Regions from separate parts of the Homo sapiens genome. Here region 1 is linked to region 2. Evidence: chromatin loops called from intact Hi-C (ENCODE). Cell type or tissue: PC-3. All regions are shown on one strand. Links, peaks and the distances in the headings refer to the core of each region. The heading gives the core; the rest is flanking DNA. Region 1 holds the start of LINC01677 (long intergenic non-protein coding RNA 1677). Region 2 has its middle 200 kb from the start of LINC01661.

What was found. Peaks named below come from ENCODE experiments on the same cell type or tissue, not always from the same donor. Only the 100,000 strongest peaks of a DNase experiment are listed, where the experiment ranks them.
Region 1: a loop joins it to region 2, with 7 times the contacts of the local background. A loop is called at or near these places in 3 of 110 quality-filtered maps.

What each region holds. Positions count from the first base shown.
Region 1 is chr1:106,015,225-106,032,047 of GRCh38, forward strand. LINC01677 (long intergenic non-protein coding RNA 1677) reads right to left here and starts at 13,029. Exons shown (of 6, transcript NR_146609.1): 1 at 12,582-13,029; 2 at 11,979-12,058; 3 at 7,858-7,988. LOC124904595 (a long non-coding RNA gene) reads left to right here and starts at 12,923. Exons shown (of 2, transcript XR_007067036.1): 1 at 12,923-12,988; 2 at 13,245-13,360. In PC-3, for the core only: CTCF peaks have their summits at 7,243 (motif pointing right) and 7,447; no DNase peak of the experiment used is centred there.
Region 2 is chr1:106,611,399-106,628,221 of GRCh38, forward strand. No RefSeq gene overlaps it. Among named protein-coding and RNA genes, the nearest start is that of LINC01661, 200 kb to the right of the region's middle. In PC-3, for the core only: CTCF peaks have their summits at 4,608 and 9,503; DNase peaks (open chromatin) are centred at 9,403 and 10,613; H3K27ac peaks cover 4,018 bases.

The DNA of each region.
Region 1 (16,823 bases), core at 3,996-11,995, 600 kb before region 2:
TTACACAGTGAGATCTCATGAGAACTCACTCACTGTCACAAGGATAGCACTAAGTGGATGGTGCTAAATCATTCATGAGAAATCCACCTCCATCATCCAGTTACCTCCCACCAGGCCCACCTCCAACATTGGAGATTACAATTCAAAATGGAATTTCGGTGGGGACACAGATTCAAATCATAACAGGACCATAGAAAGTTTCAAAGGTAAAGTTGTTCATCATCTTAAAAAATGTATTTTTTACTTTAAAATCTAAAAAAAAATACCATTTTACAAAATATTCAAGCTTTTAAAAATATTTTTAAAATAGACATAATTATTGTCACATGATTTAAAAATAAAAAATCTATATATTTTAATTTTCTTTAGATCCACATTTACTACCTTAGCCTAAATTTTAAAATAATGATTTATTTTTATATACAAATTAATGACATGTTCTTTTAATTATCAACTTAAATAAATTAGAATTTTATAAATATATTATAACATTACAGATGAAGTTATTCATAATATAGCTAGGTAATGATCATAGAAAGCATTTCTACATAGAAATTTTACAATAAAAATGCCACATACCAACATAATTAATATGACTGTTGATATTTTTAAAGAATTCTTAATTCATTGAACTTGAAAAAAATGTATGACTTTTTATCTATATTCTTATTTTTAAACCTGTAATTTACATAAAGTTCTCTTCATTCTCTCTTCCATAAGGTAAAATACAATTTTGTTTACATGAAAGGGGAGAATGTGCATATTTTTAAAAAATCTGCCATCAATATCTTTAAAATAAAGTTCTAATAAAGTAGGTATATGAGAACCCTATGATAATTATGTAAACAAAGTGCTTATATATGTAATAGAATTGTATATGTAATTATATGTAAAATATAATTATGTATCTCAAAGTGTTGGTATTATATCTATGAGCAATCATACGTGGCCCAAAATCATTGTTTTAGTAAATTTCAGTGAGTGACAACAGGTATACAACTTAATGAAATCAGAAAAACAATTCATAAAAAACAAGAGAAATTTTAGAAATAAATAGAAATCATAAAAAGAAGCAAACAGAAATTCTGAAGCTAAATAATACAATGAGTAAAATTTAAAAAGCAGTAGACAACATCAACAGCAATCTGAAATATTCTGTGAATTCAAACAGGCATTTGAAAACAATCACCAGAGGAGAAAAAAGACAAAATAGAATGCAAGAGAATAAAGAAAGCCTGTGGAATTTATGGGACTCCATCTAGAGAGTTAACATTTGTGTTATAGGAGTGAGATAGGGTAAGAGAGAGAAAAAGAGATAAAGAGCTTTTAACAATGGCTGAAAACTTCCCAAAGCTGAGGAGAGATACATGCATCCCGGTACATGAATCTCAATGGTCCAAACAGGTTCAACCCCAAGAAAACTTTACCAAGACATAGCATAGTCACACTTTCAAAAACTAAAGATAAACAGAGACTCTTGAAAGCAACAAATGATTTTTTTCTCACATACAATTTTTTTGTCTTTTTTTACAGTTTTTTATTCAAAGTATATTTTATCTGATATAAGTATAGCTCTCTTTGGTTTCTATTTGCATGGAATTTATTTTCTATCCATTTACTTTCTGCCTCCATGTGCTCCTAAAGTAATTCTCTTGTAGCGAGCACAGAGTTGGGTCTGACATTTTAAAATTGAGCTACTGGTTTTCTTTTGACTTACATTTAAACTAATCATTGATAGGTAAAGACTTACTGTTTCAATTTTATTAATTGTTTTCTGGCTGTTTTGTACATCCTTTGTTCCTCTTGCTAGATTATTTTGTGATTTGATAATTTTCTATGGTGGTATGCTTTAATTCCTTTCTATAACTTTAATGTATATATTATAGTTTATATATATGTTATATATATTATTACATATTATATATTATTATATATTACCTATTATATATATATTATTATATATTTATATATCTATTATAGTTTATATATAGTTTATATATACGTTTATGTTCCCCATAAGGCTGTCAGTGGAATCTTTCAGCAAGAAACTTTGTAGCCCAGGAGAAAGAAGAATGCTACATTCCAAATTCTGGGGAAAAAAAAAAAGCATGCAACTAATAATACTATCTTTACTGGGCAGGGCTGTGCATGAAAAATAAATAAAACTAAAGACCTTCCCAGAGAGAGATAAAGCTGAGAGAACTCATCATCACTAGACCTGTCTTGCAAGAAATACTAAAGGCAGTTCTTCAAGCTGAATTAAAAGGATGCTATTAGTAGCATGAATATATATAAAACATAAAACTGGAAATCATCCTTCTCAGTAAACTATCGCAAGAACAAAAAACCAAACACGGCATATTCTCACTCATAGGTGGGAACTGAACAATGAGATCACATGGACACAGGAAGGGGAATATCACACTCTGGGGACTGTTGTGGGGGGGTGGGAGGAGGGAGGGATAGCATCGGGAGATATACCTAATGCTAGATGACGAGTTAGTGGGTGCAGCGCACCAGCATGGCACATGTATATATATGTAACTAACCTGCACAATGTGCACATGTACCCTAAAACTTAAAAGTATAATAAAAAAAAAAAACATAAAACTCACTGGTACACAGGTAAAATTAAGTAGGTATTCAAATGTTAAAGACTCTAATACTATAATAGTGGTGTGAAAATAACTTACATCTTCAGTACAAAGGTTAAAAAACAAAAATATTAAAAATAACTATAACTCCAATAATTTGTTCATGAATAAACAATATGAAAATGTAAATAGTATCAAAAATATAAAATATGTGTGGGGAAGAAAGTTGTAAAGTTATTGTATGTGATCAAAGTTAGGTTGTTACCAGCTTAAAATATAAGATGTTCTGGTAAGCCTCATAGTAAATACGGAGAAAAGAACTATAATATATACATAAATGTTATAGAAAGGAATTAAAGCATAGCACCATAGAAAACGATCAAATCACAAAATAATCTAGCAAGAGGAACAAAGGATGTACAAAACAGTCAGAAAACAATAAAATTGAAACAGTAAGTCTTTACCTATCAATGATTAGTTTAAATGTAAATCAAAAGAAACTCAGTAGTTCAATTTTAAAATGTCAGACCCAACTCTATGCTCTCTACAAGAGAATTACTTTAAGAGCACACAGAGGCAGAAAGTAAATGGATATAAAAAAAAATGCCATGGAAATAGAAACCAAAAAGAGCTATACTTTTATATCAGATAAAACGTACTTTAAATTAAAAAACTGTAAAACAAGACAAAAACCCTTATTATATAATAATAGAAGTCAACTCTTTAAGAAGATATAACAATTGTAAAAATATGTGCTCCCAACATTTAAACAGTTAAGCATATAAAACAAATACTAATAGATGTGAAGGGAGAAATAGCAGTAAAACAATAGTAGAGTACTTCAATTACCGACTTTAAACAAAAATAGATGAGTCATCTGGAAAGAAATTGAACAAGAAAACATTGGACTGAAAGTATACCTTGACCAAATGGACCAACAGATATATACAGGAAATTTCATCTAGCAACAGCAGTACATACATTCTCCTCAAGTGCATATGGAACATTCTCCAGGATAGACCACGTATTAGGCTACAAAATATGTCCTAACAAATTTAAGAAGATTGAAGTCAAATTAAATATCTTATCATTATGACTCTGGTATGAAATGAGAAATCAATAACAAGAAGAACCTGGAAAATTTACAAATATGTGTAAGTTAAACAGCATTTCCTGATAAAATGATATATCAAAAAATAAAAACTTAAAAAATATTTTGAGACAAATATAAATGGAAACAAACTTTATTAGAGTTTATGACAGCAATTCTAAGATATAAATTTATTACAATAAATACCTATATAAAAATAACAAATACACAATCTAACACTACTTTTCCTCAAGGAATTAGAGAAGAAGGAACAACTAAGCCCTAAGTTAGTAGTCAAAATGAAATAATGAATATCAAAGCAGAAAAAAAATAAAATTGAGACTATGGGAAAGTGGAAAATATCGATGAAATTAAAAGATGGATTTTTAAAAACACATAAACAAGATCAACAAACCTTTAGCCAGACTAATACAAAAAGAGTAAAGACTGAATAAATAAAATCACAAATAAAAAGGAGATATTACAACTGATACCATAGAAATACAAAGGATCATAAGAGGCTACAATGGAAAATTGTATACCTGCAATTAAGACAGCCTGTAAGAATGGATAAATTCCTAAAATCATATCTCTACTGAGACTGAATCACAAAGAAATAGAAAATCTGCTCTGATCCTTAAGTAAGGAAACTGAATAAGTAATATCAAATATGCATCAGAGAAAATCCTAGGACCTGATGACTAGCTGGTAAGTTCGAACACACATTTACAAAAGAATTAACCAATCCTTCTCATACTCTTTCAAAAAATTAAAGACAGAGTACTTCCAAACTCATTAGTCCAACATCACTCTGACTCCAAAGCCAGACAAAAACATTACAAGAAAAGAAAATTCCAGGCTAACATTTCTGATGAACATCGATGGAAAAATCTCCAACAAAATATTAGCAAACCAAATTCAACAGCACATTAACAGAATCATTTGCCAAGATCAAATGAAATTTATCCCTGGTACGCAAAGATGATTTAATATATGCAAATCAATAAATATGATAAATCACAATGACAGAACGAAGAACAAAGTTACATAATCATTTCAATATATGCAGAAAATATTTGGATAAATTCAACATGCTTTTATGGTAAAAACTCTCAATAATTTAGGTTTAGAAAGAGTGTACCTCAACACAATAAAGGCCATATATGACAAACCCACAGCTAACCTTATACTCAGAAGTGAAAAGTAGAAAGCTATTCCTCTAAGATCTGGAACCACACAAGGACTCCCACTCTTGCTACTTCTACTTAACTTTGTACTGGAAGTTCTAGCCAGAGCAATTAGGAGAGAAATGAATAAATAAAAGGCATCTACATCAGAAAGGAAGAAGTAAAATTATCCCTGTATGTAGATGGCATAATTTTATATGTAGAAACCCAAAAAGACTCCACCAAAACACCTGTTAGAACTTATAAGGAAATCCAGTAAATTTGCAGGATAACCAATATATAAAATATAGTTGCATTTTATAAGCTAATAATGAACTATTCAAGAATTAAGAAAACAATCCCATTTATAATATCATTAAAAGAATAAAATACTTAAGAATAAACGTAGTCAATACAATGAACTAAAAATTATAAAATATGGATGAAAGAACAAAAAGTTTGTGTACAGCAAAAGAAACCACTGACAAAATGGAAAGTCAACTTATGGAATGGGAAAAATATTTGCCAACCTTATACCTGATAAGGAGTTAATATCTAAAATATTTAAGGAGCTCATACACCTCCATAGCAAAAAGCCAGATAACCCCATCATAAAATGAGCAATGGATCCAAATAGACATTTTTCCATTTTCCAAAGAAGACATAGAAATGGCCAACAGGTATCAAAGCACTCAATAAAACTAATTATAAAGAAAATGCAAATCAAAACCACAATGAGAAATAACCTCCTGCAGTAATCTTCCCTGCAATAGGTGAGGAAAACACTTTATGTAAGTCAATATCACCCAGGCTTAGCATTCATTACTTAGAGGGCTTCTTAAACTGCAGATTTCTGAATCCCTCCCCTTGTTTCTATGAATTAGTCTGTCTGGGTTGGTACCAGGGAATTTGAATTTTTAACAAGTTCCTAAGTTATTATTTTATTTTTAAAACACAAATTTATTATTTTACAGTTCTGCATGTCAGAAGTCTAAAATGAGTCAGCAGGACTGTGTTCCTTTTGGAGGCTCTTGGGGAGACTCTGTTGCCTTACTTTTTTTTCAGTAGAAGGCATAGTGGCTACTTGCATTCTTTGGTTCATTAATTACCCCATTTTCAAAGCACAGTGTCTCCTAATATCTCTGTCTCTCTCTCTCCCTCTCTCTCTCTCTTTCTCTCACACACACACAGACACACACATGCACACACACACACACACATGCACACCCTCTCTCATACCCTCTCTTTTTCACTCTCACTCCTGCTTCTGTCATCACATCTCCTTCTCCGATTCTGACCCTCCTGCCCTTCTCTTGTAAGGATCATTGTGATTACACTGAGCCCACCAGGACAATCTTTCGAAGTCCTTAACTTTTGATATGTACTGTAATGAATTCAGAGATTCTCAGAGTGAGGACATGGATATAACACAGTTTTGAAATATTATATTTGTAGGTACAGAGGTAAATTGGAAGCAAAACTAAAAAATGTTTTCCATTTAGCTCTGACTTTTAGTGAAACAAGCAACTACAAAACCTTGGCAAAGTCAGTAGACACATTTGAACATTTACTTTGTTGTAATAGAGGGATTGATCTAGTTATTTCTAAAATATCTAATAATTCTTCATGTTGTGATTATGTAACTAGAGGCTACCTCTGATTTTTTATGACAGTCATAGGTAAAAATAGATGTTGAGTTTTAAAATACAGATAGCACAAAATTCAGAATTAAAAAAAATCAGTACATAAGTATAGTTTCTTTCATGAATAAATTGTATAATTAATTATGCTACGTTTGTCTAAAAGTATTATCCTTCTTTTAGGAAAAAACATGGGATAAAATATAGTTTAGATGATACCTAGCATATAATCAGGCATGTAGAGATCTCAGGATTTAAAAAGAAATATCAAATGAAGTGCAATAAATTGTGTTTTTTGTATAGATCCTTCGAGTCGTATCTCAGAAAAGAGAGAAATGGCTTATCCAATATTTAAGCAGAGACAAATGGCATATGAAGAGGACTTATCAGGGCAGTGGAGAGAATTGGTGATGAAAATTGGTAGGGGGTGAGTAAAACAAGTTTGAGACTTTGTAAATTTTTCCCTAGATTGTGGATTTCTAATCAAAATTCAAATGGAAAAAGGATTCCATCAAAGAATCTAATTCAACATTGGTAATACCATTCACAAGGAGAAACACAGTGACACTTTTCATTTACTAAAATTTGTTTTACTAAATTTCTTAGGGGGATGAATCTACTAAACAACATTCAAGGCTGTTAGTTTAATCATGTCTGTTTATTAATGCAGAATACATGGTTTCAGTGTTTCTATTCAAATATATGTCAATGTGAACTTTGCTGTAACAGCAAACTGGTGTTTTCAGTATATTTTAAAATTTATTAATCACCACTAGAGGGCAGGGTTATTTCTCAATATTAGTTCCCTTATTGATGAAATTAACAAAATAATTACATCATACTTATATTTCTGTTAACTTTTTTGAAAGACAATTTCTATATGACGATATTTTTGGGTTAATCTTATTCTAATGATTTCTTAAGATGTCCTTTTAAAAAAATCTCAAATTCTATCCTACTTCACAAATTCTCTTAAATATATTAAACATTTAAAAAATTCATAGTCAATGGACAGATACCATTTTGAACTTAACTGTGAAACCTTGTCCCTACTAAAAATACAAAAAATAAGTATACAGGAAAACGATACAAGAGTGAAATTACAATATATTAAATATTAAATGTATATTAAATTATATGTAACATATTAAATATAAATAATACTGTTAAAATATTATTTTGAATTCAACATGGCATTTTTTAAAAATTACTGGCCATTTTGTTAGGCCCCAAGAATAAAAATGATAAGACAGTCTGTTTTAGATATGATTCTGTTTTAGAAATCTTTTACTTCCCTTTGCAGAACGAAATTATGTGCTTCTGTACTTCCAACTCAGATTGTAAAATATTATGTTAGAATTACTCACATGCGCTATCCCCTCTCTGGACTTGTGAACTCCTTAGGCACTGATTCAAGATTGTGTCAACACTTTATCCCAGAATGCAGACTTGACCTGCCATATAGTAGATAAATACTCAGTAGAAATTGGTGGCTATACTATAATGATGGTAGAAAAAAAAACAATGAAAATTTAATTATTTACTATGATAATACCTTACTGTGTTTTATTTTATCTTGCTCAATTTCATATCAATATAATATTGATTTTAAAACGATATATGAGCTGGGTGGGGTGGCTCACGCCTGTAATCCCAGCACTTTGGGAGGCTGATGTGGGCAGATCACTTGAGGCCAGGAGTTTGAGACCAGCCTAGCCAGCGTGGTGAAACCTCATAACTACTAAAAATACAAAAATTAGCTGGGCATGTGGCACATGCCTGTAATCCCAACCATTTAGGAGGCTGAGGCAGGAGAATCGCTTGAACGCAGGAGGTGAAGTTTGCAGTGAGCCGAGATCACACCACTGCACTCCAGCCTGGATGACAGAGTGAGACTCCATCTCAAAAAAAAAAAAAAAAAAAATGTATGGAGAAGAGTGAACCAACAATAACTTGATTATCAATTAAGGTGGATTCAGTAAGCATTTCTTGAGGACCTAATATGTTCCTTGTATTATGCTCAGTGGTGGGCATAACAAATTGAATAAAAAGTTTATGCCTTTAAAGGACCAGTGAATGGAAAAGCAGATACAACTGATAATTCTAATCTTTGTAATTAAACATCTTGGCCAACTTATAATTGGTCTTCAGGTTGACTAAGGTAGAAATGTCAAGAAATGTCAAGTTTGGGGCAGAATATGGAGAAAAGGGACCCCTATTACACTATTGGTGGGAATGTAAATTAGTACAGCTAAAATGGAAAACAGTAAAGAGGGCCTCAGAAAACTAAAAATATAACTACCACATAATCTAACAATGCCACTACTGAGTATATATCAAAAAGAGATGATATCGGTTTATATTTTAAAATGCAGAGTCTTCAGAAACTAAACTTTTCTCCCACATATTTATGTTAATGTTCAGCTTTATACTGATTTATCAAAATTATAGACAATTAATATGAAGATGCATTAGAAGTAGTAGTCCATAATGATTACTCTAAACAGGAAAGGAAGTAAAAATTAATGGGACTAAGCAGATTGGGAAAAAACATATCAGTGGATTAAGAATGCAAAACTTTCTTATTAAAGGAGTAGTAATGTATATGGAAAATAACAAAAGGACAAGGAAAGATAAAATAGTATAATTAGAGAGAGAATGAGACTTTGTGTTTCAATGTTAATCAGCTATCTGATTAAAAGAAGAAAAAAGTACTTATCATTGCTACCAGGATATTCCATGGAGTAAGAGCTACCTTCTGAGAGTGACTTAGATCTGTCTGCTCACATTTATATAAGCACTTTATTCTCACTTTCCATTTTACCACATTGTTTACCACCAGCAAGAATTAAAACTGATGTATATCCTCAGGGACTTGCTATCTTAAAGTGTGGGTATCTATCTATCTATCTATCTATCTATCTATCTATCATCATCTATGTTTTATACTTATATAAGATATGTTTACTGATATATAATTAATTATATGTATATGAGACAATCTTGATAAGACACTCAGTTTCTTTACTTCTTATGCATTCTCCCATTGTAAAAATGAAATGATTACTTCTCTGAATTTTGCAACCCTTCTTATTGTTTGCAAACACTGAGAATGATTGGCAATGTCCTTGAGTAACTTTACTAATACAGGAGGGTAAATATTTAGAGCAATATATAGGGATTTAGTCTGTGATCCCCATTCTTGTAAAGTAATATAAATATTTACAGTGCATTTATCCCACAGTGTCTGTCCTAGGAGTGAATATAACGAAACAATAAAAACTATTTTTTAAAAAATAGTTATCTGCAGCCTTCACTCTACTTACATTTAAATTTGTGACTTAAATAACACAATGTAGAAGATATTAAGGCTTCCTAACATCTCAGAATTCAGTAAAACATAATCAGTCTAAATATGGCCAACACTCCCGAATGAGAGATAAATATGAAATTAGGGCTATGAGTAATTTATAAATAGTTTGAAGAAAAAATGTACATTTTTTAAAAGCCCAAGTGGAAAAATAGAAAAGTGGTTAATTATATTTCTTCACCTTATTCCCATAAGTGTAGAGAGTCAAGTCAGCATGACAAATTTAACATTTTTTATTAATACAATATGTCATATACTCTGCTAGCGTAAAAATGCAAGTAAATTGACCTTAAACCATCCTGAAGATTTAAGGTCCATCGGAAGTTTTAAAGTAAGAAGATTTAAGGTAAATCAATCTGAAGTATCAGATTAGTAGAAGAGTAAGATGTTGTAGCATAACCTCTGTTTTAAGGCTAACAAAATTATATCATTTTTGCTTTCTCTCTGTTTTATTCACAGTACTGATTTGAAAAAAATTAAAAAGCTCTGATTTTGAATATAAGGAAACAACATCTTCTCAGAAACTAGCTAAGACACTGATATTACTCTTCTTGCTATGAACTTATCTGCTCTTGAAAATATTTCTGGTTCCCCAACTTGGCTGTGTTGGTATCAGTTCCATTAGGTTAAAAACAAAGCAAAACAAAACAACAACAACAATAAAAAAAACTCTCATAAAAGTTGCTTGCAGTAGTATGTTCTGTAGAGTATTTCACCTTGCTTGGTCTGGTTCAAGGAGCAAAATGGGAATCCTATCCTACCAAATGCCTTTCCAACTCACTCATAGAGAAGCCTCTTCTGTGCATTAATCCACTATGTGCTCATCACTACTGTTGACCTTGAAGAGGTTAAAATATGCTATTCTGGCATATTGGCTATTTAAGTTTAAAGTGGTTTAAAAAACAATACGTACAAAAGATCACTTTGACCTCTGTGCTGTCTCTCAAAAGCAGAAGATAAAATTCCCATGTGAAAGACGCCCTCCCTTTACTAGAAAGATGCAAAATCTTTATATTCAAGGATGAGAAGTCAAAACTAAAAACTATGTAAAGATCTTGTTAAAATACCTCTTGTCTTTTAAGCCTCCCACATGATTTAGTTGCTTCTTCGCAACTAACTATTCTTTGTCCAATTCAGTGTTTAAGTAACTGACCCTAACTGCCTCTTTGGGTCTTTATTTCCTTATGAGAGCTTCCATGCCCTGTAAAATTTGTATTACACTTTTATCTTGTTAATCTATCTAATGTCAATTTAATTCTCAGATCCAGCTGAAACCCCAAGGGGACGAAGGTGGAATTTTTTGCCCCTAGACCTACTCTTTGCACCATATTATATTTGTTTATATAGCTACTTTCCCCACTAGACAGTAAATTCCTTAATATAGGGAGTATGTCTTAAATATATGTATCCCTAATACCTTACACTATTTTTGACACCAAATTCTCCTCGAAATAAATCTTTGACTATTTAAATAATTTTCACCAAGGTTTATATGTATTCATAACCCTATCCTGAATGTGTTAGAAAACATGGCTTAGTTAAGAACTTGCATTTATATGAAAATTAACATTCCATTGAATAAATCTAATTGTCTCTTGTTTGACACTGAAGACTATCTAAATAAAATTCCAAGCCATTCTATACTGTTGTAATTCAGGTTTTACATAGTCAATTATCACATAAAACAGTTTTGCACAACTAACTCTCATGGGATTTCAATTTTCAAAATGTTAACCAGAGATACCACTTTAGTTTTCCAGTGAAATGATCCATGGCATAAAATGTGTGTGTGCATTTACATGTGTGTGTGCATGTTTCGCCCAGACAGAATTATACATAATATTTAAATTAATAAAAAAACAGCATATTTCTCTTCCAATAACAGAATAGGGAGAAAATGTTATAAAAGTTAACTTATTACAAAACTATTTATTTACTAGGAGAGAAAAACGTAAATACATCAAATAGACACACCTATTTTTTAGCTTTAGAGAAATGAGTTAGGGGCCAGGTATAGGGCACTGAAACTGCCTAAGCCAGTAAAGAGACTACCATGTGATTTAGCATAAAACACAAACATACCTACTCACCAGACATTGCTTTGTAAACAGTACTTACCGCTAAAAGAAACTAGGACTCCCTGAAGAAATGGTTGATTCCCAGGTGACGGCAGGGAAATTTCAGATGAGCCTAAACATCTTATTATATTAAGCCAGAAAGTAGAAATTCCTTTATTTTTCAGATATAAAGAATACTGTTTTAAAGAATCATAGGTAGGTATCAAAAGGGCACAGGGCCTAGCTTAAAGGAGATTACATTTCATTAAATCTGGGACAGTGTGGACATCAAAATAAATACAGAGTAATGAATTATGGCATAGAATAAAGCAAGAATCCATGAGTCTATACTTATGTGAAAAGGTAACAAATCTTTTGTAAGAAATGGGACATTGACCTAGTCTCAAAATATCTCCCCACTAACGCTTACTAATTATAAGACTTAAAAAATGAGTAGAGAAGCCTATCAAACACCACTTTAATTGAGCATTAAAGTGAATATTACCAAGTAATAGAACAAGTAGAATTTGTGCCTCCAGCAGATAGGAATGTCTGGGAACACAGCATCACTCCTGTAGTATTCCTTACAAAGATGCCTAGTCTGAATGTAATAAAAAAAATTTAGGCAAATCTAAATATAATGACATTTTGTATAATAACTGACCTGTAGTCTTCCAAAGCACTAAAGTCATGAAAGACGGTGTGAGGAGCTATTCCAGATCAAAAGAGGTTAAAAAATAAATGCAACACTTATTTTTGAACTGGATCTTTTTGGTATAAGGAATATTTGATAGGATGGAGGGTAGTTGGCAAAACTTGAATGGGGTTTGAGGATTAGATGTTTGCAATATATTTTTCTATTAATAGTTTTTTATTTCTGTATATGTGGTCCACTCTCAGCCTAGTGGCAGAAAGCCATAATGACTTCATAATGCTCATAAATCCTGTGGGTTAAGAAATTGAAAAGGACTCAGTGGAAATAATCTGATTCTGTTCCATGATACTGGGGGCTTCAGCTGAAAAAGCTTGCGGGCTGAAAGCAGGAATCCTCTGAAGGCTTGCGAAGTACAGGTCTAGTGGTTGAACTTGGACCTAAATAATGGACCTAAAGTATTTAGGCTGTTGGCTTAGAACCCAGAACTCACTTCAGAATCTCCACATTGTTACATGGGCTTCCTCACAGCATAGTGACTGCATCTCAATAGCGAGTGTATTAGGAGAATCAGCTAAAATTCTTTAAACTATTTATGCATTAGCCTCATAAGTCTCAGAGCCTTCCCAGATTCAAGAACAGGAAATAAAGACCTTCTCACCTTTCCTTTTCCAGGTCAAAACCACACATTTGATAGCAGGAGGATGAAACTCACTTTGTAATAAGAGCATGCAAGACAGAAGGGAGATTGAGTTGCAGTTGTTTTTAGAAAATAAAATCTGTAAATCAAATACTGCCTGTTCTCACTTATTAAGTAGGAGTTAAAAAATGGGTGTACATGCACACAGAGGTGAAACAATAGATAATGGAGACTCCAAAAGGAAGGAAGGAGGGAGGCGGAAGGGAAGGGTTAAAAAACTACTTATTGGGCACAATGATTATTATTTGAGTGATGGGTTCAATAGAAGCCACACTCCAAAATTAGGCAATATACCTATGTAACAAACTTGCACATGTACTCCCTGAATCTAAAATAATTTTTAAAAACAAAATAAAATAAAATTTCTGTCATTTGTAATTATAATTATTTTGAGAGTGGTGCTGTGGCTTTGTAAGATAGTGACCTCATATGTAGGAAGTCCATACTTAAATATTCATGGTCAATGAGGCATTATGTTGACCACTTACCCACAAATAGTTCAGAAAAAAAAAATGGAAATGTCTTTTTCTTACATACTTTTGTAAGTTTTTAATTGTTTTAAAACAAAAAAGTACAACAAATAAATAGCTAAAAATATAAATGGAGGTTATCAGGAGGACCTGATTTACATTACTTTGCAAAATAGAAATCGAGAAAGTCAGGTAAGAATACACCTGCATGTGTGTTAAGCTACAACCTGAGGCTGTGAATATAAGGCTTTAGTTAAATATGAACATTTGAATCAGATGCTCAAAGGTAATCAGCCATAGACATATCCTGTTTCTTACTTCACCTTCACCAGGGTATTTAGAAATTCATGGAATAATTTTTTATTTTCACAGTAAATGGGAGGCACTGTTGGAATTTAGTGGGAACTGTAATGGCAAATATCCCGTTCTTGGTACATCAAGAATTGTGTATCCAACATGATGCTACTAACACTTCCTTCAAAATAAACTGCTGGTATGCATAAGTGAATTAAGCAGGAGAGTTACATAAATATATCGTAAACAAGTAGAATAATATTCTTTAGAACAGTAGAAATAAAATATAACATTGTTTTATATGATGTGAGATAATGCATTAATAATGGAAATAGAATTACAACTGATAATTGGATTATCTAGTCTCAAAAGGTAGAGTTTGGTATCACAGATATTTTTGTTGCCACAGTGATATTAGTTGTGTAAGACACTAAAGACACAGGTTTTATGGACAGATCTGGTCCATATTACTTACTGGTTAGTAACCTTGGACAAATTACTTACATTCTTCAAGCTGTCTTTTTATTTTTCTGTAAAACAGGACTAATAGTCTATAGTATTCTTGGGAGACAATGAACCTAAAGTATTTAGCACAATAAATTCTTCATATTTAATAGAGGCCAGGCCTTGTGGCTCAGGGCTAAAATCCCACCACTTTGAGAGGCTGAGGTGGACAGATTGCTTGAGCCCAGGAGTTCAAAATCAGCCTAGGCAACATGATGAAATCTTGTCACTACAAAAAATACAAAAATTAACCAGATGTGGAAGCACACCCCTGTAGTACCAGCTACTTGGGAGGCTGAAGCAGGAGAATCACATGAGCCAGAGAGGTTGAGGCTGCAATAAGCCATGATCACACCACTGCATTCCAGCCTGGGCAACCCAGTGAGACCCCATCTCAAAAACAACAACAGAAAACTATTTTGTACATAGCAAACATTAATAATGATAGTATTGCTAGTGTTGGTGGTAACAAAGATTGTAGGAATAGTAAATAGAAGACTTTCTAAGTTTCATCTACCAAGGGGAATTTCACTATTATTGTCTAAACATTTCAGAGTATTCCTAAAGGGGGAAATTCGGAGTAGGATTTCAGCTTCTACTTCCAGTAGAAACTTTAAAAGAATTCATGTAAAGAAAGAAAATTCTTTTTATCTATTTCACAGAGAACATATTGAAGTTTTAAATTTAATGTAAATGCAGGAAAGATTGAAGAAAGTATTTTTCAGGTTAGAAAGACAGAATTGAAGAATCACACATCAAATCTATCTTCCTAGGTATAATGTTTATATTACTTTAAATTCCCAAGTGAGGCTGGATGCGGTGGCTCACGCCTGTAATCCCAGCACTTTGGGAGGCCAAGGTGGGTGGATCACGAGGTCAGGAGATCGAGACCATCTTGGCCAACACGGTGAAACCCCATCTCTACTAAAAAATAAAAATAAAAAAATAATTAGCCGGGCATGGTGGTGGGCGCCTGTAGTCCGAGCTACTCAGGAGGCTGAGGCAGGAGAATGGCGTGAACCCGGGAGGCGGAGCTTGCAGTGAGCTGAGATCGTGCCACTGCACTCCAGCCTGGGCGTGGGAGTGAGACTCCGTCTCAAAAAAAAAAAAAAAAATTCCGAAGTGAAAAGGAAATTATAATTGATATCAGAATATACTTTTTATCCTCCAGAGCTGGACTGTCCGGTGGAAATATAATGAGAGCCATATATTTAATTTTAACTTTAGTAGTATTTACATAAAAAGTAAAGTTAAAAAGATGAAGCTAATTTTAACATTTTGTTTAACCCAACATAATCAAATTATTTCAACATGTAACAGATATTTAAAATTATTGAGTTTTTAAAATATTCTTTCTTTTGGAATGTCTTTAAAATCGAATGTGTATTTTACACTTAGCTATGTCTCAGTTGGACTAACTGCATTTCAAAAGTGCTCAATAGCCACGTATTTTGTGTGGCTGCTATATATAACATATATATAACATATTATATATGTATATATATAAAACATATGTATAACATATTATATATGTGTATATAAATCATATATATAACATTATATATAACATTATAAATAATTATAACATATTATAAATAAACATATATATAACATAATTTTTTTTAGTTATTTCTGTTATCCACATATTTGGGGAATATATTGTATCAAATAAACTTTTTTAAGCCAGTCATTTAATTTGAATACATATGAATAAAACAAATTTTTTTTCAATCTTAGAACCCTTGGAATTGTATATCTCTACAAATTTGAAAAAAAATATTATTTTATCAGTGCCTAATTGTTTTCATCTCCATTAGCCTTAGTAGTCTCCCAAGCATTGTGTGTCTGCGTGTGTGTGTGTGTGTGTGTGTGTGTGTGACCACTCTGGATTCTATATCATCTTCCTCTCTGAATGACTAACACTTTAGTTTTACTTCCAACTTTAAAACCAAATGAAATTTAGTACTTCAATTTTTCTCTGTGGCTTCTAACATATTTCTTCTGTTCTGAACCAGTGGAGAATAACGACAGGCAGTAGAATTTCTCTATGCCCTAAACCATCCTCACTTATTCTGCTTACTGCATCAGAGATTCCCTAACTGAAGTCTCACATGTTCCCTAGAAATTTAACAGTAAACAGAGCAATACTCAATGTACTCCACCCATCAATTCATATACACACAGCTAGTTACTCAACCAGGGCTCATGGTGGGGGTAATGAAGTGTTTCCTTTGCATCCCAGAAATAGACACAAATTTATTTCAGAGCAATGAAACAGACACTTTT
Region 2 (16,823 bases), core at 4,580-12,579:
ATTTTATGCAAAACCGAAGTAGAATTTCTTTCAAAATTTGAGTCATTCTTCTCAAACCCTGACACTGCTTTATCAACTAAGTTTATGTTACATTCTAAATTCTTTGTTGATGTTTCGACAATGTTCACAACATATTCACCAGGAGTAGATTTCATCTTAAGAAAACACTTTATTTGCTCATTCATAAGAAGTGAGTCTTCATTCATTCAATTTTTATCACGAGATTGCAGCAATTCAGTTGCAGCTTCAGGCTCCGCTTCTAATTCTAGTTCTCTTGTTCTTTCTACCACACCTACAATTACTTCCTTTCACTTGAACACTTAGAGGCCATTGTAGAGTTATTATTTGGTCTAATTTCAATATTGTTCTGTCTCAGGGAAAGGGAAGTTTGAGGAGAGGGAGAGAGACAGGGGATGGTCCAGTGGTGGAGCAGTCAGAACACACACAACTTTTACCAATTAAGTTCATTGTCTTATATGGACATGGTTCATGGTGTCTCAAAACAATTACCATAATGACATCAAATATCACTGCTCATATGTCTCCATAATATACATAATAGCAATGAAAATGTCGGAAATAATTGTGAGAACTACCAAAGTGTGATGCAGAGACACTAAGTGAGCACATACTGCTGGGAAAACTTGCTCAATGCAGCGTTGGCATAAACCTACAGTTTGTAAAGAATGCAGTATCTCCAAAGTGCAATAAAATGAGATATGCCTGCAATCCAATATAAAACTAAGAGCAGGTTGAAGATTATAACAAAATACCTGCTTGTTATCATGCAGGTATTTTAATTTCATTCTTAGAGTAGTGCCTGGTAACTCTTTTATTGTTTTTCTAAAATTAGGTTACATAGTAGTACTTCTTGTGTTTGTGGTACTTCAAGCTTTAATAGCTTTATAGGAGGTATCTGTGTGTGTGTGTGTGTGTGTGTGTGTGTGTGTGTGTGTGTGCGCGCTCCAATTATGGTCAGTACTTTATAACAATATTGTTTTATGAAAATAAACATGTTTATAAAAAATTTTATGTGGATTTTGAACATAAACATAATACTTCAAAGAAATTTATGCTCAAGCAGACAATACTAATCAGATCAAACATCCCCCCTCCATGATATACTTTAGAAGAAGATGTGGAATTATAATTGGGTCTGCTTACTAAATGGAGAAAGAAAATATCATAATTCCCTAAAATTATACAAAATGATTAATATTCTCTTAATTTTAGCTTTTATAATGTGGACAGACAATAGGTAATTAAAAGCTGAAGATAAGATCAAAGTTTCTTTCTAGTAAGGTTATCTTCATTGTTATCAAGCCATTGAGTGGTACTGACAGTTGACTGCAAAATTGACTAGTTTTATTCCACCTTCTTTTATCTACACCCTCTTACCCCCAGGAAAATCCTCTTCTAGAGAACAAAATATTGATATAGCCCAAGAAAGAAAAAGCCAAGCATGTAAAGAATGGTCACTGGTCCTTCAAAAAAAAGAAAGTATCTAGTTTGGCTGGGGGAGGGTATCCTATGTGGATTGATGTTCCCTTGACAAGTTATAATGTTTTCAGCGTAGAACATATGGCTCAGAAATTTCTTACTGCTTCTAGGTTTCTCCTGTTTCAATCAGAAATAAAACTTATTACGAAGACAAGTTTACTCTTCTAATATTAATGGCTTTTGAGATGCTCATATGATTGGGATATAAATAGAGTTTGTAAGATTGGTGAGATAACCAATAATAATACCTAGGAAACAAATTAGGAGTATAAATTGTTGACTAAAAATAACTGCTTCGTAGGGACCCAATCGCACAGTGAGTGGGAATGAGTAAGGCACAGCCTCCGGGGAATAAAGAACTTTCTGAGATGAATTACAAGCAATAAAAGAAGAAAACCACACTCTTAACTGATGAATAGAAATCCCTGAGGAGAAAAGTGTTCATTTGTACTTTCCTTCTTTAGTGTGGCTTATTTCTAAGACATTGATTTTATTGTGTGAGATGCTTCTTCTCTCCTCAGATTGGTCTAGATGGAGAAGACAGCCATATAATTGTGATTGTTTTAACTGAGTTTTACTAAAGGTTTCAACATTTAATCAGTTTTTACATCCTTTAATTGATATATTATTTATAGTCAAAGCTGTTAAAAAAATGTATAAAATATACTGAAATAAAAAAGAGAACTTTTCCTCCCCTGCCCCTTCTCATTTACACGGCAATGACTAGCATCTTAATCACCTTGAGACATTTTTCTCCCTTCCTCATTGTATTTCTTTCTATTAAACTTATCACCATCTGACATACCATGTGTGTGGGGTAAGTGTAATTCCAAGATGACCTCCAGTGAATTACACCCAGAAATTAAACCCCTATTTTAAGTCTAGGCAGGACATGTGTCTTGCTTCTAGATAACAGTGTGTGACAAAGGCGATGGGATAGCACTCCTTTGATTAGGTTATGCTTATAAAACTCCTTGTTAGCTGACTGGAGCAAGAGCTTCTCCTGATGGCCTGAAGAAAGAGGCTGCCAGGTTGTAAGAGACTGTGACCACATGGAAAAAAACTGTGGGACCCTCCAGCAGCTGAGAGTGGCCCGGATCACGGCCAACAAGACAACGGGAACCTCAGTCTTACAGCTTGAAGCAACTGTAGTCTGCCAACAATCACGTGATCTTGGAAGCGAACTCAAGCTCTAGGAAGGAATGCAGCCTGACCAATGCCTTGATTGCAGCTTTGCAGGGAACCCAGATTAGCCACATCTGGACTCCTGGCATGTGGACACTGTGAGTTAATAAATATTTGCTGTTGTAAATCACCTAGTTTGTGGCAATTTGTTACCCAGCAATACAAAACTAATACACTATTTGTTTTATCTGTATATCTAAATTTTTATTCTCTATTTCTTGTCCTGGCATCAAAACATACATAGCTTATAAACTCGAGATAAACAGGATTGTTTTTGTTTTTGTTCTTGTTTGTTTGGCCTGCTTTTCAAACTGCTATGTCTCCAGTGCCTAGAAGATTACTCAGCACCTAGTAGGCTTTCCATATGTTAAACAAAATTATATTTTTGAAAAGTTCCAAGTTTCCATTAGTGAATCTATCTTACCTTAGAGATACTATAAAACAAAATTTCAGAAAACATATTTTTAAAATGAGATTAGAAAATTGCTTTTAAACGAAAGTGTGACATTTAAAAATTATTTAATCATGCATTCAACTGACATATATTAAACACAGAAGAGCACAGAGCTGGAGGCAACTTGCTTCTCTTCAGTTTAATAAAGGAGGTAGGTGCATAACCCCAAATTACAGGATGGCAAGGAATTCTCATAATAATGGTATTAGCAAAGTGCTAAATAAGCAAAGGATGAAAGTAATTACAGCTAGCATTTCTAAGTTGTTGCTATGTCCCATACCCTTCACAAGCACTTTACATTTATTTTTTCACTTTGTTCTCATTATGGTCCTATGAGCAGTCACTGTTCATGGCTTTGTTTTATAGTTGAAGAAAGACTCAGCCAGTTTAGGTAACCAACCCATGGTCATAAAGTGACAAAGCTGAGGTTTTGACTCATATCTGCCTAATTCTAGAGCCCAATTATCCTATCACTGTATCAATGGCTCTCAAACATTAATGTGAATAAGCATGACTTGAAGAGTTTGAAAAAGCGATTCTAAAAGACTTGTCTCCAGTGAATCTAGGATGAAGCTCAGAAATATGCTTCTCTCTCCCTTTTCCTTAAGCAATTATCCAATCACTGCTGATTCAGGAGATCCAACACCACACTTCAAGCTACATGGCAATGCCCTATAAATCCAGTCCTTGGAAGAAGTAAAAAGGTAATTCTTGGGGTCAGGTTTGGTGGCTCATACCTGTAATCCCAGCACTTTGAAAGGCTGAGACAGGCAGATCACTTGAGGCCAGGAGTTTGAGAAGAGCCTGCCCAAAATGGCAAAACCCTATCTCTACTAAAAAGACAAAAATTAGCCGGGCATGGTGGCATGCACCTGTAATCCCAGCTACTTGGGAGGCTGAGGCACTAGAATTGCTTGAATCCAGGAGGCGGAGGCTGCCGTGAGCCAAGATCATGCCTCTGCACTACAGCCTGGGCAACAGAGCAAGACTCTGTATCAAAAAATAAAATAAATAACAAAAAGGGTAACACTTCATTATATATAAAGCAAGAAGTAGAAAATGGAAGCAGATGAACATCTAGGCTGATATCACAACATGCAAGTTTGGGCATGCAGGGCACATTCCAGAAATTGTAGCTGGGACTTACAGTGGGCATGGCAGTATTAGAGAGATTGCAGTCATGTGTTGCCAAACAATGGGGATACGTTCTGAAAAATGCATTGTTAGGTGATTTTGCTCTGAAAATATTAAAAAACATACACAAACCTAGTTGGTGTAGCCTATTGTGCCTAGGCTACAAACCTGTATAGCATGTTACTGTACTGAACACTGTAGGCAACTATAACACAATAGTAAGTATTTGTGTATCTAAACACATCTAAACATAGAAAAGAAGTAGTAAAAATTCAGTATTATAATCTTATGAAACCATCCTCACACATGCAGTCTGCCACGGACAGATCATTACGCGGGTCGTGACTGTAACAGGAGAGGGAGGTAGAGGCCTGGTCATGACGTCTGTATGCTATCCAAAGAAAGGGTTATCACGTAGTGATTAAATGCACAGAATCAGAGGACAAACTACCTGGAGTCTATTTCAAGCACCTCTTATAAAAGATTTGAGAATATGAATAATTCATTCAACTGCTCTGTGACTCAGTTTTCTTATCTATAATTGAGGATAGTAATCCTATCTCATAGGTGTATTATTTAGATAAAATAAAAACACATAAAGCATTTTTGAAAGTGTCTGGAACATAAGCACACAATAAACATTAGTCATTAATTTTATGGCTGGAGTCAACATGTTGCCCCTGAGTAATTTTTATGGCAAATCTCTCTTTGATAGCTTTTCAGTAGCTGGATTCAATAGAGGGAAATTCTAAAAACAAGACCAGCTAAAAAACTATTCAATTTATGCCAAATGCATACAGTTTGAGGAGGGATAGAGAAGTGGGATCAAATTTGAGAAATATTTGGGAGTAAAAGTTATAGAATTTGAGAATAAATTGGATGTTGAGAGCAAAATAATGAGAATGACTCCAAGATAACGAACTTAGGCAACTGGTGGTTTTACTAGTGAATTCCCCTTGCTATGCCCTGAATGTCTGCACTGATAGGTTGTGATAGCAGATGTTGATTTTTTCCCCCTTTTCATTAGCTGACTGTCTGAAGGGGTCAGTAATTTATCCTATGCTGAAGGCAACATCATTGCTTTATCTGCTCCAGGGACATAAATACAGCTGATCTAACGGTTTCTTCAAGCTGCCTTAACCTAGCTTTCGGCTACATCTTGATTTATATCAACATACTTAAAGTCTTGTTGATATCACTTGGGGTAGAATGTCAAATAGAATTAGCTTTCTAGTAAGTTTGCTCTCACCTCCTCTCACTTTCAGGTTCATCAAAGAAAGAGTATGTTTTTGTCATTGCCAAATTACTGATATACAGCATAGAAAGCACATTCCCATTAATTACAATTCTATGTCAGAAATAACTTGGCAATGGAGCTGGTGAAGGTACCCATTATGGACACACTTATGGCATACCTTGTACCTATCCCCAAAGCCCAGCTACAAAATGCCAAGCATTGTCATTATGAAACAAAATAGTTAGAGAATAGGGGTAATTCTAACAAGTACTGACACTTGAAGAACTTTTAGTGAATAGAAAATCATGGTAGCATATTTGTGGAGAAAGTGAACCTTACATTTTGATAAATAAAGAGAAGTCCCTGACTCCACATGAGGCTCTAATCCTTATCCCTCTAGTCCTTATCCCATAATAACTTTCCAGGATATAACAATATATCCTGTTATTTGACCCTAAAGATTCAGACCCAACTACCTGTAGGTTTATATATAAACATGAGGAATATCAGTGAGGCAGAAAGTCAACAATATGTGAATCAATATATATTTTAGAAAATCAGTATGTGGCAAGATGAAGGATGCATTTGAGAAATAAAAATTGGAGACAAAGTGATTGGTTGGGAGGTTGTTGCTGGTAAAAATGAATAAGAGTCTCAACTGGAGTGATGGTGGAGATGAGTTTGGCTATCTTAGGAGATAGTGCATACACAGCTTATTTCTTTGCCATAATCCACAGGTATCAGTCCACAGCTAAAATATTCAAGGGTCCCTTATAAAAAATAAAACGTAAATCTCATTAACACAGCAGCCTTATCTTGTTACACTAGCTCTCTCATCCTCAGAATGATCTCCACCCATTTACTTTTTGCCACACAGAATTAAACATATCATATTTCCCACTAATTCATTTAAAAACTACATTACACAAATATTTATGGAGCACCTACTATGTGCCATGCCCATTCCTCCTATGTTTTCTACTCTAGTGATAAAACAATACAACCTGAATTAGAAAACTGAAAATTACTTAGACATGTAATCAATAAATTTGTTGAACAACTACCATGTTCCAGACGGTGTTCTATGTGCTAGGGATATAGTAATAAACACAACAGTGTATCCATCTGCAGGGGGCTTACAGTCTAGATAGGAGGACTACAGTCAATAAACAAAATGACATATTTGCTATGCCAGTTGGTTCTAAATAACATTGAGGACACCAACACGGTAGACGAGGGGAATTAAGAGTGTTAGCTTGGAAGAATGAGATTTTAAATAAGGTGATCAGGGAAGAACCACCACCCAGGTGTATTTGTGCAGAGCCATGTAGAAGATGAAGAAGCAAGCCATGTGGAGCTACAAAGGAAGAGCATTCCAGACAGAAGAAATTGGAAATGCAAAGCCCTGCAGTAGGAGCATGTCTGTGTGTTCAGGGAACAGCAAAGAAATCCAGTGCAATTGGAGCAGAGAGAACCTGGGGGAGCAAGTAGAAGATGAGATAACAGAGAAAACAGGGCCAGAGTTTATGGACCATTGCAAAGATTTTAAATTTTACTAAGAATAAAATTTTTGAATGGAAGAATAATACAATATGTGCTATATTTTTTACTAGACTACTAAAAATCACACAGATGAAAGTAAGGAAGCTATTGCAATAATCCTGACAGGAGGCGATATTATTGTGGACTAAGTGGAAAGGATGAGCTGGATTCTGAAAATATTTTGTTTACTTGATTGATTGACACATAGTATATGTAGATGTTGGAGAAAGAGAGAACTCAAAGAGAATTCAAAAGTCAAGTTGCCATTTACTAAGATAGAGAAGACGTTGAATGAGCAGATTTCAAAGAAAAGACCAAAAATTGGATTTTAAACTGTAAAGCCTGGGATGTGCATTAAAAATCTAAGTGGTCGAGACCATCCTGGCCAACATGGTGAAACTCCATCTCTACTAAAATACAAAAAATTAGCCGGGCATGGTGGGGTACATCTGTAGTCCCAGCTACTCAGAAGGCTGAGGCAGGGGAATCACTTGATCTCCCGCCTCTGCTGGGAGGCGGAGATTGCAGTGAGCTGATATCGTGCCACTGCACTCCAGCCGGGCGACAGAGTGAGACCCCGTCTAAATATATATATATATATGAAGATATTTAGCAAACAGTTGGATATAGTCATGCGGTAAGGAGAATAACATAAGCTGCAGACATAAATTTAGGAGATGGCATTTTTACTGCCCAATATAGTAGTGATGGAAGCCGTGGGCCCTCTAGAGTGTCTGCTGCCAACACACCGGCTGCAGGAGGGAGGCACAGGCAGGGCTGCCTGCTCCATGAAGCCAGTGGGAGCCAGGGACAAGTGGAAGCCCGACCCCTTCCAAGTTGGGCGGGCGCTCCCTTGGTGCCACTGCAGCCACCCAAGTTAAGACTGCAGACCCGGGCTCCCAGCTCTTGGGGCTGGGAGTAAGTGGAGGCCCTGCCCTCCTGGGTGCATCTTCAGCCACCCAAACTGCAGCTGCAGTCCTGGACCTCTCATCCCACAGAGCAGGCAGCAGCCCTGCCCTCCTGAGCACAGCTGCAGCCATGCAAACTGCAGCTGCAGGCCCAGGCATCTCTGCACTCTTGGGGTCCTGGGAAGGCCCCACCTGACCTTGCAGGCTCAAAAGTGTTTGCTCTTGCTGCCTGAATTCTCCCTGCTGTTGGCACCCACTCTAGTCTAGGAACAAAGTCGGAGTCAAGCCCAGGAGCTGTCACAGCCCGGCAGGGTGTGCACATGCTCAGGGAAGTGTTAACACGCCAGCCCCTTGCTGCCTTGGCCCCCTCCCGACTTTGGGCACCAAGGAGCATAGGAGGAAACCTGAATTGGGGCTGAGGACACCTTGGCACTGGCCTGTAGGCAACCCTTGGCACCTACACCTTGGGTGCCATGAACAGCAGCAGGAGCCAGACAGGTTACTGGGTGGAAGGGGATGGTCCCTGGCAAGGGTTCACCTTCAGGCCAGGGAGGGCCTGAAGGCCGGGGGCTGGGCTGCCAGTCTCACCGACCAGAGTGGGAACTTGTGGTACGTTTTCTGGGCCCACCCATGACCACCCACGGACCAACTGTCATGCACTTGCTCCCCTCTGAGGCCCATTAAAGATCAGGGCTCAGCCAGAGTGGAGCAAACGTTGGAACAACCAGCTGCAGAAGGAGCTACCCACTCTGGGGCCTCTTCTCTTCTGAGAGCTGCGCACCCAATGGGATGACTGGCTGGAGCAAAGAACTACCCTCTCTCCTGATAGCTGAACACTTGTCAGGACAACTTGCCTAGCAGAGAGAAGCTAACCTCTGTGCTAGGAACTGAACACTCATCAGGACACACTGCCTGTGGAAAGGAGCAGCCTCCTGCGAGTTTCCTCTGAGTTATTCTGTCACTCAATAAAGCTCCTCTTCGTATTGCTCAGCCTTCACTTGTCTATGTACCTCATTCTTCCTGGTCGCAGGACAAGAACTTGGGACCCACAGAATGGCAAGGCTGAAAGAGCTGTAACACAAAGAGGACTGAGACATTCCCCTTGCTTGCCCCATTGTCGGCAAAGAGAAGGAAAGAAGAGCTGTGGCTCCTCAGGGAACCCAGACCTGGGAGCTCCCTAAGCCAGAGCTGTGACTCCCTTTTTGGGACCCTGTGGTTCCTAGCGTCTCCCAACTTCCAGCCACCAACATGTTTCCCAGTGCCAGCCATGGAAGCTGCTTGCAGTGCACCTGGTCTGGCTGCAGCCTGGCAGAGATTTAGCACCCATGACAGCACCTGGAGCTGCCGGCCCCACTGCAGCAGCCGGCACATCTGACTGCGCAACAGCCAAACCCTATGCTTACTCACAAACCGCTCACCATCCTATGCCTGACTCACCGTTGGCAGGCATGGGATCCAGGCCGGTAGTGTGTGCTGAGCACAGTCTGCCAAGCTGAGTGGGTGAAACAAGCACAGCAGGCCTAAGCAAAACTTGAGCAACAGCACCACCAGCCACAGAAGTTTCCAGCCAGAAAAATGACACCCCAAAGATCCTGTAACAGTAGACACTAGACATATGTGGCTATTTAAATTTAGATTAATTTTAAAATAAAATAAAAATTCAACGAGTATTTTTAGCCACATTTCAGGTGCTCAATGTGGCTACTGGCATATATGCCTAGTAATGTCATATTAACCCAGCAGTGTCATATTAAACAACACAATTTCCATGATCTCAAAAAGTTCTACTGGACAATGCTAGATTGATAGTGTTAAAGACACAAGATATGAGATGAATCACCAACTCAGTGACTCTGTTTCTAGGCTTGGAGAGAGAAAGAGATGGGAATGAAGGATTTCTTTTTATTACCACCTCACATATAATCTGCTGCAAAAGTCTTCTGATTTGGCTTTCGACAATGTCTCCTTCTCCTCCTCTCCCTTCACTTTGTGCTTGGCCTTCCTTGCCTCTTGCGTAGATGATTACAGTAGCCTCCTAACTGATATTTCTAACTCAGACCTCTGTTTCTGTTTGTTCTTGCTATTTCAAAAACCCACTTTACTTTCTGATATATCCTAACCCTTCTTATCTTTCAATGCCCAGCTTAAATGTCATTTACTCTGAAGCTTATGTACTCTCACCCCAGACTATGTCACCCTTTCTCCACATAGAAGATCTTAGCACTATTTGCATGTCTCTAAGATAGTACTTTTCACAGTATACAGTAATGATCATGACTCTTTGGCTCTTTTGAGTAAGTTTTATGTGCCTAACACATAGTAAACATTGAATAAATGCTTGTTGAGCACCTCTCTTAATTATCATATTGATTTACTAAGAGCTCCTGAAGTGAATACTGTTATATAAATCATTTGATTACAAATAAGAAAACTGTGATTAGAAATACATTTGAATATAAGTGATTTTAAAAATTATTTAAATCTGGAATGAGCTTTGAAATTAATCTAATTTTACAGATGAATAAACTAATACTAAGAGAGTTCAATTAGTTTTTGAGCCAGAAGGATTTCAAATATCCTGGCCATTACCCAAGTGCTTGGCTTCTCCCAGGAGTTCCACATCTAGCTTCTCACGCTATCCCCTCAACAGTGCTATGCTTGAATGGACATTTGGCATGACAAAGGTAAACATATATATCCCCCCAGCTACATATTAACAGTGGCACATTGATTACAAAGTAAAGATTTATGCCTCAGTAGAAACAAAGCTGATGCAATATTTAATTTAGAAATAATATGAATCGGGCTGGGCACAGTGGCTCACACCTGTAATCTCAGGACTTTGAGAGGCTGAGGTGGGTGGATCACCTGAGGTCAGGAGCTTGAGACCAGCCTGGCCAAGATGGCAAAACCCCATCTCTACTAAAAATACGAAAATTAGCTGGGCATGGTGGCGGGTGCCCATAATCCCAGCTGGGGCAGAAGAATCACTTGAACTTGGGAGGCAGAGGTTGCAGTGAGCAGAGATTGTTGTACTCCAGCCTGGGTGACAAGAGCGAAATTCTGTCTGAAAAAAGAAAGAAAGAAAGAAAACTAAATAATGAATCACAAACTCAATCCCTTTCTCCTCATAGGTGTGTAAAAACATCCTGTGCTTATTGAATAAAAAAAAATGGAATGATCTGGTTTCTTGCAGTAAATTGTTTCAGTGCGTAAGCAATGCTTAGAGAGAGTTGGAAATACTTTCGTCTCCAGAATGTGCAGCAAAACGAATGACTGCCACAAAGAGAGCTGAGCTTCTCAATACTCATTTTCTCACAGACAAATTAATTGTATTAGGGTTCAATTTTCTTTCTTGTTTTTTTCTCAAAGGTGCCATAATATTTGCACCGTTAGGAACACCTATGCACTGGTGTTCTTTTATTATTATTGTTATTATACTTTAAGTTCTGGGATATGTGTGCAGAACGTGCAGGTTCGTTACATAGGTATACACGTGCCATGGTGGTTTTCTGCATGCATCAACCCAACATATACATTAGGGATTTCTCCTAATGCTATCCATCTCCTAGCCCCCAATTCGCGACAGGCCCCAGTGTGTGATATTCCCCTCCCTGTGTCCATGTGTTCTCATTGTTCACATCCCACTTATGACTGAGAACATGCAGTATTTTGTTTTCTGTTCCTGTGTTAGTTTGCTGAGAATGATAGTTTCCAGTTTCATCCATGTCCCTGCAAAGGAAACGAACTCATCCTTTTTAATGTCTGCATAGTATTCCATGGTGTATATGTGACACATTTTCTTTATCTAGTCTATCACTGATGGGCATTTGGGTTGGTTCCAAGTCTTTGCTATTGTGAATAGTGCAGCCATAAACATACATGTTCATGTGTCTTTATAGTAGAATGATTTATAATCCTTTGGGTATATACCCTGTAATGGGATTGCTGGGTCAAATGGTATTTCTGATTCTAGATCCTTGAAGAATTGCCACACTGTCTTCCACAATGGTTGAATTAATTTAAACATTTAAACTCCAACCAGCAGTGTAAAAGCATTCCTATTTCTCCACATCCTCTCCAGCATCTTTTGTTTCCTGACTTTTTAATGATCGCCATTCTAACTGGTATGAGATTGTATCTCATTGTGGTTTTGATTTGCATTTCTCTAATGACTAGTGATGATGAGCTTTCTTTCATATGTTTGTTGGCCACATAAATGTCTTCTTTTGAGAGGTGTTTGTTCATATACTTTGCTTACTTCTTGATGGGGTTGGTTTTTTCTCGTAAATTTGTTTAAGTTCCTTGTGCAGTCTGGATATTAGCCCTTTGTCAGATGGATAGATTGCAAAAATGTTCTCCCATTCTGTAGGTTGCCTGTTCACTCTGATAATAGTTTCTTTTGCTGTGCAGAAGCTCTTTAGTTTAATTAGATCCTATTTGTCAATTTTGGCTTTTGTTGCCATTGCTTTTGGTGTTTTAGTCATGAAGTCTTCATCCATGCCTATGTCCTGAGTGGTATTGCCTAGGTTTCCTTCAAGGGTTTTTATGGTTTCAGGTCTTAGGTTTGAGTCTTTAATCCATCTTGAATTAATTTTTGTATAAGGTATAAGGAAGGGCTCCAGCTTCAGTTTTCAGCATATAGCTAGCCAGTTTTCCCAACACCATTTATTAAATAGGGAATCCTTTCCCCATTGCTTGTTTTTTTCAGGTTTGTCAAAGATCAGATGGTTGTAAATGTGTAGCATTATTTCTGAGGCTTCTGTTCTGTTTCATTGGTCTGTATATCTGTTTTGGTACCAGTACCATGCTGTTTTGGTTACTGTAGCCTTGTAGTATAATTTGAAGTCAGGTCGTGTGATGCCTCCAGCTTTGTTCTTTTTGCTTAGGATTGTCTTGGCTATATGAGCTCTTTTTTGGTTCCATATAAAAATTAAAGTAGTTTTTTTCTAATTCTGTGGAGAAAGTCAATGGTAGCTTGAGGGGATAGCATTGAATTTACAAATTACTTTGGGAAATATGGCCATTTTCATGATATTGATTCTTCCTATCCATGAGCATGGAATGCTTTTCCATTTGTTTGTGTCCTCTCTTATTTCCTTGAGCAGCAGTTTGTAGTTCTACTTGAAGAGGTTCTTCACTTCCCTTTTAAATTGTATTCTTAGGTATTGTATTCTCTTTGTAGCAATTGTTAAAGAGAGTTTACTTATCTGTTTGCCTATTATTAGTGTATAGGAATGCTTGTGATTTTTACACATTGATTTTGTATCCTGAGACTTTGCTGAAATTGCTTATCAGCTTAAGGGGATTTTGCACTGAGACAATGGGGTTTCCTAAATATACAATCATGTCATCTGCAAACAGAGACAATTTGACTTCCTCTCTTCCTGTTTGAATACAATTTATTTGTTTCTCTTGCCTGATTGCCCAGGCCAGAACTTCCAATATTATGCTGAATAGGAGTGGTGAGAGAAGGCATCCTGGTCTTGTGCCGGTTTTCAAAGGGAATGCTTCCTGCTTTTGCCCATTCAGTATGATATTGGCTGTGGGTTTGTCATAAATAGCTCCTATTATTTTGTGATACATTCCATCAATACCTAGTTTATTTAGAGTTTTTAACATGAAGGGTGTTGAATTTTATCGAAGGCCTTTTCTGCATCTATTGACACAATCACATGGTTTTTGTCGTTGATTCTGTTTATGTGACAGATGACATTTATTGATTTGCATATGTTGAACCAGATTTGCATCCCAGGGATGAAGCCAACTTGATAGTGGTGGAGAAGCTTTTTGATGTGCTGCTCAATTTGGTTTGTCAGTATTTTATTGAGGATATTTGCATCAATGTTCATCAGAGATACTGGCCTGAAATTTTCTGTTTTTGTTGTGTCTCTGCCAGGTTTTGGTATCAGATGATGCTGGCTCATAAAATGACTTAGGGAGGAGTCCCAGTTTTTATATTGTTCGGAATATTTTCAGAAAGAATGGTACTGGCTCCTTTTTGCACATCTGGTAGAAATCAGCTGTGAATCTGTCTGGTCCTGTGCTTTTTTTGGTTGGTAGGCTATTAATTACAGTCTTAATTTCAGAACTTGCTATTGGTGTATTCAGGAATTTGACTTCTTCTTGGTTTAGTCTTGGTAGGGTGTATGTGTCCAGGAACTTATCCATTTTTTTCTGGATTTTCTAATTTATTTGCATAGAGGTGTTTATAGTATTCTCTGATGGCAGTTTGTATTTCTGTGGGATTAGTGGCGATATCCCCTTTATCATTTTTTATTGTGTCTATTTGGTTCTTCTCTCTTTTCTTCTTTATTAGTCTGGCTAGCAGTCTATCTATTTTGTTAATCTTTTGAAAAAACCAGCTCCTGGATTCACTGATGTTTTGAAGGTTTTGTTTTGTGTCTCTATATGCTTCAGTTCTGCTCTGATCTTAGTTATTTCTTATCTTCTGCCAGCTTTTGAATTTGTTTGTTCTAGGTTCTCTAATTCTTTTAATTGTGATGTTAGGGTGTTGATTTTAGATCTTTCCTGCTTTCTCCTCTGGGCATTTAGTGCTATAAATTTCCCTCTAAACGCTGTTTTAGCTGTGTTCCAGAGATTCTGTTACATTTTGTCTTTGTTCTCATTGGTTTCAAAGAACTTATTCATTTTTGCCTTAATTTCATTATTTGCCCAGTAGTCATTCAGATGCAGATTGTTCATATAGTTGTGCAGTTTAGAGTGAGTTTCTTAATCCTGAGTTCTAATGTGATTGCACTGTGGTCTGAAAGACTGTCTGTTATGATTTCCATTCTTTTGTATTTGCGGAGGAGTGTTTTACTTCAAATTATGTGGTCAATTTTAGAATAAGTGCGATGTGGTGCTGAGAAGAATGTATATTCTGTTGATTTGGGGTGGAGAGTTCTATAGATGTCTCTTAGGTCAGCTTGGTCCAGAGCTGAGTTAAAGTCCTGAATATCCTTGTTTATTTTCTGCTGCATTGATCTGTTTAACATTGACAGTGGGGTGTTAAAGTCTCCCACTATTATTGTGTAGGAGTATAAGTCTCTTTGTAGGTCTCTGAGAACTTGCTTTATGAATCTAGGTGCTCCTGTTTTGGGTGCATGTATATTTCGGGTAGTTAGCTCTTATTGCTGCATTGATCCCTTTACCATTATGTAATGCCTTTCTTTGTCTTTTTTGATCTTTATTGGTTTAAAGTCCGTTTTATCAGAAACTAAAATTGCAACCTGCTTTTTTTCTCCTTTCTTTCCATTTGCTTGGTAAATATTCCTCCATCTCTTTATTTTGAGTCTATGTTTGTCTTTGCACATGAGATGGGTCTCCTGAATACAGCACATCGATGGATCTTGGCTCTTTATCCAACTTGCTAGTCTGTGTCTTTAATTGGAGCATTTAGCCCATTTACATTTAAGGTTAATATTGTTATATGTGAATTTGATCCTGTCATTATGATGCTAGCTGGTTATTTTGCCCATTAGTTGATGCAGTCTCTTCATAGTGTTGATGGTCATTACAATTTGGTATGTTTTTGCAGTGGCTGGTACCAGTATTTCCTTTCCATATTTAGTGCTTCTTTTAGGAACTCTTGTAAGGCAGGCCTGGTGGTGACAAAATCTCTCAGAATTTGCTTGTCTATAAAGGATTTTATTTCTCCTTCACTTATGAAGCCTAGTTTGGCTGGATATGAAATTCTGGGTTGAAAATTATTCTCTTTAATACTGGCCCCAACTCTCTTCTGGCTTGTAGGGTTTCTGCAGAGAAATCTGCTGTTAGTCTAATGGGCTTCCCTTTGTGGGTAACTCAACCTTTCTCCCTGGCTGCCCTTAACACTTTTTCCTTCATTTCAACTTTGGTGAATCTGACAATTGTGTGTCTTGGGATTGTTCTTCTCGAGGAGTCTCTTTGTGGTGGTCTCTGTATTTCCTGAATTTGAATGTTGACCTGTCTTGCTAGATTGGGGAAGTTCTTCTAGATAATATCCTGAAGAGTGTTTTCTAACTTGGTTCCATTCTCCCCGTCACTTTCAGGAACACCAATCAAATGTAGGTTTGGTCTTTTCACATAGTCCCATATTTCTTGGAGGCTTTGTTTGTTCCTTTTCATTCTTTTTTCTCTAATCTTGTCTTCACACTTTACTTCATCTGATCTCCTTTCTTTCACTTGGTCAATTCAGCTATTGATACTTGTGTATGCTTCACGAAGTTCTTGTGCTGTGTTTTTCAACTCCATCAGGTCTTTATGTTCTTTTCTATTACTGGTTATTCTAGTTAGCAATTCCTCTAACCTTTTTTCAAGGTTCTGAGCTTCCTTGCATTGGGTTAGAACATGCTCCTTTAGCTTGGGGGAGTTTGTTATTACCTACCTTCTGAAGCCTACTTCTGTCAATTTGTCAAACTCATTCTCCATCCAGTTTTGTTCCCTTGCTGGTGAGGAGTTATGATCCCATGGAGGAGAAGAGGCATCCTAGTTTTTTAAATTTTCAGGCTTTTTGCACTGATTTTTTCCTCATCTTTCTGGATTTATCTACCTTTGGTCTTTGATGTTGGTGACCTTTGGATGGGGTTTTTGTGTGGACACACTTTTTCTTGATATTGATGCTATTCCTTTCTGTTTGTTAGTTTTCCTTCTGACAGTCAGACCCCTCTGCTGGAGTTTGCTGGAGGTCCATTCCAGACCCTGTTTGCCTAGGTATCACCAGTGAAAGCTGCAGAACAGCAATGATTGCTGCCTTGTCCTTCCACTGAAAGCTTCGTCCCATAGGGGCACCGGCCAGATGCCCACCAGAGCTCTCCTGTATGAGGTGTCTGTCAATCCCTGCTGGGAGTTGTCTCCCAGTCAGGAGGCACGGGGGGCAGGG